Linked DNA regions of Homo sapiens: all the other regions are linked to region 3. A link is a contact called in ENCODE Hi-C or POLR2A ChIA-PET data. All regions are on one chromosome and are shown on one strand. The core of a region is the stretch at or near the end of the contact, and the rest is flanking DNA. Distances in the headings are between cores, read along the strand shown.

Region 1 (3,130 bases), core at 538-3,037, 710 kb after region 3:
CTGCCTTCCAATGTGGAACAATGGCACACAGTAGAGCATCCAAGGTACATCAACAGTGACAAAGATGACTTGAAAATTCACAGGGACATTTGAGTGGGAGTAATAAGTTTGGTTTATTAAGCTTGTGGCTTTTCTTAATCTGGCTCCTCCTTATCTCACCTTCTGCTCTGACAGGAAGTCACTGCTCTGCGTTGGTTTTGTTCATTCTGTTTAACATGTAGAAAGCTTTACTGTTGCCACACACCTGTACAAGGAAAGCAGGTTTTTTATAAAATTCTGTGTTCTGGGAGGGTACTCATTCACATACAACTTAACATACAGGGAGGTCAGGCAGGTGATTTGGTCTAGGTCATAAGCTGTGTTGCCTTGGGCAAATTACTTAGCCTCTTGGAACTTATTTCTTCCATTGTAACATAAGTTGTCCTGCTTTCCTCAAAGACATAGACATGAAACCATAAATGATCATATAAAAAGAATTTTGGAAATAAGGTATTTTACTTATATATTATTAAGTTATAATGAATAATACATAATTATAGTATTATTTTTTATTATTCCTACTCTTTGTGCTAGAAAACAATTTGAAAGGAGTCTCTTGCAATCTGCCGAGCATAATAGCTCTGGATTTTAATTCTCCTTTCTAAAATGAATGGAAGATAAAATGCATACCTCTTAAAAGAAAGATCTGTTGATTTAATGCAAATTTTGATCAGTGTTACTAGGAAGTGATTGGCATTCTGATGCGTGATCTGTTTGTATTCATTTTATATTTGCACTGCTGATCAGTGTCTGGCACAAACAGAATCTTGTAGAATCTTGAGTCTAATACCTTTTGTATTGAAGGCCTGGCAATGCATTGTCATCTGTTCCTGGGAAGAATTACAAAATGCAGTCCTTTATTTTTAAAAGACATTATTATTAAGTCCCTGGAAAAACACATGGCCATTTTCAATTAAAAATGAGTAAAAGAGAGACTCTGAATCAAAAATAGTTGCCAATGTTCACCTTTAACAACATTATGAAATCTCACAAAAATGTAACTAAAATTTAACCAAATTTGGGCAAACTTAGAGAAACGACATGAGTAGGGATGTTTGCTGCAAAACATATGGTTTTCTCTGGTTGGTGCTCAGGCTTTAGCTAAGCCACATTGTGAAGTAACCATAATCTGTGCAAGGTCCATGTCTCTCTTCATCATAAATCTATGTCCAAATGAAAAAGAGAGAAGAATGAAATATGATAGGCACCATTTTGTGCCAGGAAAAATAGTAAGTATTGCTTGAGAGCAATGGACATCTTTGAACTCTGTCTGCAACTTCATTACATTCTTATGGCATGGATATTTTTCATTTATAAATATTATATACACATATAGTATAAATTTTCTTTATAGCATAAGTACTCTGATACAGGTATTAGAGATGGTATCTCCAGATATGAGTTCTTTATGGCATACATACCTCTCCCAAAAAAGTGCTAAAAGCAATTAGCCGGATGTGGTGGTGGGCGCCTGTAGTCCCAGCTACTCGGGAGGCTGAGGCAGGAGAATGGCGTGAACCCAGGAGGCAGAGCTTGCAGTGAGCCGAGATCGCGCCACTGCACTCCAGCCTGGGCGACAGAGAGAGACTCCGTCTCAAAACAAAACAAAACAAAAAAGTGCTAAAAGCACAGACCTGAAAGTCCCCAAACTGATACATAACGTTTACACCTAGGTGTGAAAAAAAATCTTACCCCTAGAGCACCTGTGGTGAGAAAGTCAAAACTTACAAGAACAAAACTCAGTCTTCAGAATCTTCTTCCTTCATCACAGGATCAACACATTTCATCTGGGCTTCTTAAATCTAAATCTTTAAAATGACTAAGTTTTCTTCCTTTTCTCTGTTTTTCCTAATAGTTGGGGCTTATATGACTCATGTGTGTAAGTATCTCCTATATCTACATGTAAACATTAAATGAATTTCTACTGACTATATTGTTATATTATAGATGAAAATTATTTTCACAATCATTCCTATCTTTCTGAACTGTAATGTATTATACAAATTTTTCATCAGTAAAATTATTGTAGCTTTTAGGTAGGGTTATTGTTGTTTTTTAAGCTTTGAAAATAATATAGTGACTGTCATTGGAAGAATTACATGAAACAGTAGTTTAGATCTTTTGTGTGAAACCTTTTGGTCTACTTTTGTAGGTTTCAATATGGAAATTATTGGAGGGAAAGAAGTGTCACCTCATTCCAGGCCATTTATGGCCTCCATCCAGTATGGCGGACATCACGTTTGTGGAGGTGTTCTGATTGATCCACAGTGGGTGCTGACAGCAGCCCACTGCCAATATCGGTGAGTCCTCCACACTTTTCCAGACATGTGTTTTTTCTGAAAGTTATTATAGGTACAAGAGAAGCTTACCTCTCCTGAATGAGAATTTGATCTACTGTTAGCTTCTGTGGTTACTGACCAACTGGTGGCGTTTATTTACCTTCTTCCACATCCACGCTTTCTGTCTTGGGTTTTCCTTTTCAGAGAGAACTGAGCTGCTTTTCCCAGGCAAGACATTAGACAAATTCAAGTCCTCTGTATAATGCAGGGAACACAGCAACAGTAATACTTGAAGCAGCAGTACTCTTGACCTTGTTAGATCACACTGCTCAAAAGGAAATCAGACAACCTGAGCTTGCTCTGTGCTCTGAGCTTCCCCATTTTACAAAGGGGTAATAATCATATCATACCTGCTTTGTGGGTTTTGAGAATTAAATAGTATCTGTTTAAGTATTTTAGCATGCTTGGCACATTTAGTAAGCACAAAAAAATTGCAGCTATTATCATTAGTATTATACGCATGAGAAGCCTACTTTGCCACTCCTAACAGTAGCTACCTAACAGTAGCTACTCACCACTTACAACTTTCCTAGGTGGAAAAAAACAAGTTATTGATGACTTCTAGAAAGAGAAAGATAATGAGAGAGTTATTTTCTAGGATACTTAGAATGAAAGCTTTTCTGAAGACAGAGTAAAACCTTCCAAAGTCCATTTCAGCCTAGGATTCTCTTACTTCAGCTAATAAAGCACAAAACCCCTCTTGGGATGCTGCAACCATCACAAAAGGAAATGCCAGTAGAAAACTAATTTGG
Region 2 (2,865 bases), core at 288-2,787, 790 kb after region 3:
CAATGCCATCCCCATCAAGCTTCCAATGACTTTCTTCACAGAATTGGAAAAAACTACTTTAAAGTTCATATGGAACCAAACAAGAGCCCACATTGCCAAGACAATCCTAAGCCAAAAGAACAAAGCTGGAAGCATCATGCTACCTGACTTCAAACTATACTACAAGGCTACAGTAACCAAAACAGCATGGTACTGGTAATGGCTGCACAACTATGCAAATATACTAAAATCCATTGACTCATACACTCTAAATGGGTGACCTTTATGGTGTGTGAATTATGTCTCATAAAGTTGTTAGAAGTCAACATAAATGGAAGAGCAACCATTCACATAAAAATAAACAAAATTGTCAATGTTTTAAGAATTTTTCAGTAGGTGTAGTTAATTACAATTTGACTTTTTTAAGTCTGCACTAAAATTACTCACCAAAACCAATAGCAGGGTCCTCACTGCTGTTACTGAAAATGATTAACCTTTGATACACTTGTAATATCTGAGAAAAAGAAATGCAGGGGTCTCAGCAGGGCTCCCTTCTAAGGTCACTTGATTTCTAAAGAAGTAACCACTAGGTTTGAAGTCATCAGGATGTTAACTATGGGGATGGTTGGTTCAGTACCCAACATCCTGACAGCACATCTGACCATGTATATTGTATCGGAGACCACATCCTCAGCTCAGAAAAAGAGCTGAACTCATTTCAAATAGAAAGCACACTGCATACTGTTCCTCCAGGGACTGAGGTTGACTCTTCTTAGAGTGAGACATTCCCCAACATTGGAACAAAAATGACTCCCACTTCTTTTCTCACCTAAACCTGTTCAGAAGAAAGTAAGGAAGAAAGGCAGGAAGCAGGGGTCGGGGGGGGGCGGGGAGGGAGGGAAACTCGGAGATACTTTCAGTATCTAAAGTTGTGAAACTAGACAATCAGGAACGCACAATCAGAGGGCTGAAAAGGGCCAAGAGCCCCTACCCTCCTCCAGCCCATGTTCCCACACCTGCCACAGACCAGGCAGGAGCACAATAAACACTCACCACAAAGTGGGGAAGGAAAATCCAGGCAGGAGCCTCTATGTAAATAAATCTCCCTCCTGTCCTCAGCTTGCACTTGGCCTGCTAATTCTTATATAACCCAAGGAGACAGCTAGAAAGAATTTTGATTGGTGACCAATTTTGAGGACTTTTATTAAAATTCTAATTTAAGTCTTCGAGAGTTTCCAGTCATGGATACTACAGATAATATTGCAGATGATGAAAGCGTCTTCAAAATCATAGCTGAGACACTTTACAGTCTTCCCTGGTGTACTCTGATGGCAACAAGGTCCCTTGCCCCTCTCCTACCCTGTAGAATTCCAGCGCCCCCCTCAGCAGTCCTAGCAAAGGAAAGCCTGCCTGCTGGCAGTGAGCCATCATCCACCATTCTCACTTATTTGGATTTGGTTTCCTAATGCTAAACTTTGAAACTTGAAAAAAAAAATGAAAGGAAACCACATCCTTTTTACTCTCAGTATATAGATAGAGGCAGTTAAGAACTGAAAACAGATTTTCAGGTTGATTGATGTGGGACAGCAGCCACAATGAGGAACTCCTATAGATTTCTGGCATCCTCTCTCTCAGTTGTCGTTTCTCTCCTGCTAATTCCTGAAGGTAAGACTGATTCTTCTCATTTCCATTATGACCATGAAGCAAAATGGAGCAGACTTTCAATGAACTTTTGGCAATATTACCTTCCTATACTGAAAGAAGATGTTTTCCCCCAAGCCTTATAATGTTTAGCCAGGCACAATGGCACATGCCTGTAGTCCCAGCTACTAGGAACGCTGAGGTGGAAGGATCACTTGAGCGCAGGAGTTTGAGTCCAGGCTGGGCGACATAGTGAGACCCTGTCTCTATTTTTTTTTTTTAAATAGCATTCTTTCTTGGATTTTAAATATGTCTGTATTTTAGAAAAAAAAATCTTTTCTTCTCATAATTATTTTGCAAAAGATAGCAGAACCACCAATGCTTATTGCTGCCAATTTGTAACTTGAAAATTGCCAAAAAGGACAATGTAAAAATGAGTTAACAAAACTCTCTTGTTCGTAAAACAAATAGTACCTTCCAGGAAAGGAATAGTGGCAACTTAGTCAGCTCAGCCTTTCCTGCTGCAGAAAATGCATAGATAAAGACAATTAAGACAAATCTGACCTAGACACCAAAAGTGAATCAGGAATTATTAGAATTTTTATACTTATTTCTCTGGTCTAGAGACTCTTTGGCAATAAATTAAGGCGTGAGGCCAGTTCCCTCATTAACCCTTTGGGTGTGCTATAGTATTTTTTATTAAGCTAATTTTTTGTCTACCAAATGGTAACCAATATTTCTGCTTTTGTGTGAGTTGAGCATGCATGGGTTAAAATGCTGTATAATTCATGGTATTACCACTGAAAGGGTGACAGCTCTTGGGGAGCTCTAGATTTCCCTTGAAGAACCTGCTAGGAAGTGAGGACTACTCTCAAGCTGTGGCAATATGGAGCCAGCCACGGTTTTTCCCAGGATTCATCAGCTTTTGGAGGCAGGGACTTATGTAATAACCTGCCTTGCCAGGAATTCCCAAAGAACTCTGGTTTATCATATTTAGGTGCATATCTGGTTTATGCACCTAAATATGAGAAGACTTTGGGAGGCTGAGGTGGGTGTTTCACAAGGTCAAGAGATGGAGACCATCTTGGCCAACATGGTGAAACCTTGTCTCCACTAAAAAAACAAAAATTAGCTGGGTATGGTGGCACGTGCCTGTAATCCCAGCTACGCAGGAGGCTGAGGCAGGAGAATCGCTTGAACCAGAGAGTTGGAGGCTGCAGTGAGCTAAGATCGTGCCACTGCACT
Region 3 (2,987 bases), core at 129-2,628:
AACAGAACTTGAATTCAGAATTTTAGATCCAGCTCCATTCACAAGGCTATGCATTAACTGCAGTCACCATCCTTTCCCACAAGACCATCAAGCTCTGAAGCATTAGGAGAAACATTTTCTTTATGTACACTAAAATAAGCCCAAATACACAGATAACAGCACAAAGCCGGTCCGGCGTTTCTTGGCCATCAAAGCATGCACAGACTTTCTCAGTACAGCCTTAAGTGTAATTCCTAGAAGGCACTGGCAAATCTCTGCCAGGCCAATCTGCAGTCGAAAACCGAGTGCATGTGTCCAACAAGATGACAGGAGGGTCAATGTTTCTAACCGTCTACTTCAACTCTGCATGGCAATAGCGGTTCTGCCCAACATGGTAAACACAATAATCGTATAGGATCGAACACAAGTCTCTGTAAATGAGGATCCCCTTAAACGCAAACAAGCAACTCTGGGGAAATATAATTTCTGGAACAAAACATGGTGCTCGCATAATTCCACAAAGACACATAGAAGTCCATTTTTAAAATGATGTTCGGTCCCAGCACTGTGCTGACACTTTTCCCACCTAAACTTCTCAGCACAAGCCTGGCCTAAACAGCCGGGTTCCAATCCGTGCACAGTGGAACCGCGGCACGCACCCAAGACCGGAATGGTGGGGCTATACCTGTCCCTACTCAGTCCTGTTCGTGCCAGCCTGCGAGGTAGTTTAGACCCGTCTGCTTTATGGTAATGTGCTTTTAAAACCCCGCCACGACCGAGGTCATAGCTTTAGAGATTTAATAACAATCAAATGACCAGGGCTGCTGGGCACTTAGTGAGCCATTCTGGTTATGGCTCTTTAATAGCACCTGGAGTTCTGCTCCAGGGAGAGAGGAAAACTCCTGCTCCCCCGGAAAGAAAGTCCTCTGCGGAGAGCGCAGAGGGAAGCCAGGAAGCCGATCGCGGGCAGGGGACGCGCCGCCGCGGCCGCCCCATCTCTCAAGCAGCCCCAGCGCGACCCTCGCCCTGCAGCCGTGCTGGCCCAGGCCGCACCTTTACCTGTCAGCTCCACCACCCACCCGCCCTGGAGGCTGCCCCTCCGAGTCCAGGGAAAGGCTTACCAGCCGGCTGCGGGAGAAAGAACCCCAGAGGCATCCTATCCCAAAGAAAGAAAGCAAAAAGGCTGCTCCTCAAGGCAGGGGGCCATCGGGCACGCCGAGATCCGAGAGGCGACATGCCACCCCTGCCCTGCACCTACCAGATAATCCATGTACAGAAACGCCTCAGTTATTCGGAGATCAGACATCCGGCAGCCTAAAGCATCCGGAACGGCTCCGAACCCGGAAAAAAAAAGCAGCGTCTCTGGCTGCGAGCGAGCAGCTCCTGAAAAAGCCAGCAACAGCGAAAATAGCCGAAAGCAGCCGACTAGCCGGAGATTACACAAGGGGCGCGGCGATTGGCCAGGCGGGCGGGCAGAAGGAAAGAAGCGTGCTCATTGGCTGCGGCGCCTATAAAAGGCAGGCCCCAGCTGGTGGCAGGAGAGAAACGCGGGAGTGGTGGGGGATGTGGGTTCCTGTGTGCTGAGCGGAGGAGCCGGGGTGGGGGCGGTGCAAGCGGAAGAAAGAGCCAAGAGAGCGGAAAATCGGCTGGTGCTGTCGCCGCCCGAGTTTTGTGTTTCCACAGCTTTCCAGTTGGGTACAACGGAGCCGAACTCCGTGTTCCCGGGCTGGAGAGCCTTGGTGTCCCCGCCAACCCCCAGTAGGAAGCGAGCGCTGTAACATGGGAGGCGTGGTCGCCACTGATCTTGTCTCCCCCCAGAGCCTTCCTAAAGGCTCTGCCGCCACGAGACTGCACCACCGGGAAAGAAGTGTGTGAAAGTGTACTCCGTAAACAGGCAATCCTGTACGCGACTTAGGGGCAGAAAGACCCTCCGCACTTTTATCATTTGAAAGTAAGGTGGACGATTCCAGCCTGGTGTCCCTGAGGGTACACACAGGCCCCCCGCGCAGCCAGAGGTGACTCAGGAACCCCCCTTCCAACCCCTGCGTAGAACGCCGAACAGTCTTCGGAGAATTCGCTTTCCTCCACGTGAAAAGGAAAAGAAAAACATTTGAGGAGTCGCAGTAGTCACTTGTACTCCCCAAACACACGGGAAGAAGTTGATCAGTTTGCATGCTTGGAGTCAAATTACGCTCAGCACAAATCCAACGCCCCTGAATTAAATGAGCAGTAGAAGCTCTCTGCAAAAAACACAACAGTATTTGTGACCCGGTATTATTTCAGGAGGTAAAAACATCTATAAGCAGATGCATTTGGGACGTATGCATTTCCTGGTAATGTCAATATCGCATTAAGCTAGTGGGTTTGGGCAGGGAAAGCCTGAATCGGACAAGAAGCTGGCTTTTTTTTTTTTTAGGCTATAAATAACCAGACCATGCCAGACACATGTTCTTAGGCTATGTTCTTAGGCTCAGGTGATTGGAGTGCCCCCCCCCCCATCCCCACCCTCAGGGCTTAGGGAGAATGGAAGATAAGGTGGATGCTGTCACCTGTATTAATAGTTAGGGCTTGCATACATACAGTAAAGTTTCAAGAGTGAAACTTCATCGACTGAACTCTTTATGAAGTGACTGCCTGACTCTACACGCGATGTTTTAGGAGTTGAATTTTTACTTTCCCCCTGACACCTTTCTTTTTTGTATCCTCAAGAAACAAATTTCCGTACCGTAAGTTTACCTGGGACTACCAAAACAGTTCTGTTAGATGACCGTGGAATTCACCCCAAATGTGCACATAACCAATAAGGGCGAGGCAGCCCCCTAGAGGGAGCTGTAGGTTGATGAGCCAAGTGATTTTAGGTATGCAGTCTAATTTCCAAACCTGTTTCCTCAGCTGCAAAACGAGAATTCCTACAGCCAGAAAGTTGTGAGGGTTTGGGCGGGGGGCGGGGTTGGGGAAGTTGTTTTTGTTTTTTTGAGACAGGGATTCTCTCTGTCGCCCAGGCTGGA

What was found. Hi-C counts contacts between places; a loop is a spot of excess contacts on that map. ChIA-PET counts read pairs that join two places held with the same protein, here RNA polymerase II (POLR2A). Pooled maps may share reads with other maps.
Region 1: a loop to region 3 is called in a pooled map, with 4 times the contacts of the local background. The contact joins the promoter of GZMK here to the promoter of ARL15 in region 3. A Hi-C loop is called at or near these places in 3 of 50 pooled maps. POLR2A ChIA-PET finds 5 or more read pairs at or near these places in 2 of 52 experiments (BJ and CD4-positive, alpha-beta memory T cell).
Region 2: a pooled map shows a loop between it and region 3 (6-fold over the local background). The contact joins the promoter of GZMA here to the promoter of ARL15 in region 3. A Hi-C loop is called at or near these places in 5 of 50 pooled maps. POLR2A ChIA-PET finds 5 or more read pairs at or near these places in 3 of 52 experiments (T-cell, activated CD4-positive, alpha-beta T cell and activated T-cell).

Annotation. Positions count from the first base shown.
Region 1 is chr5:55,022,469-55,025,598 of GRCh38, forward strand. GZMK (granzyme K) reads left to right here and starts at 1,788. Exons shown (of 5, transcript NM_002104.3): 1 at 1,788-1,918; 2 at 2,192-2,339. The coding sequence starts at 1,855. It overlaps LOC102467081 (a long non-coding RNA gene), which reads right to left and starts at 1,701. Exons shown (of 3, transcript NR_104662.1): 1 at 1,461-1,701; 2 at 160-244.
Region 2 is chr5:55,101,109-55,103,973 of GRCh38, forward strand. GZMA (granzyme A) reads left to right here and starts at 1,538. Exons shown (of 5, transcript NM_006144.4): 1 at 1,538-1,644. The coding sequence starts at 1,575.
Region 3 is chr5:54,309,195-54,312,181 of GRCh38, forward strand. It overlaps ARL15 (ARF like GTPase 15), which reads right to left and starts at 1,379. Exons shown (of 5, transcript NM_019087.3): 1 at 1,238-1,379. The coding sequence starts at 1,285.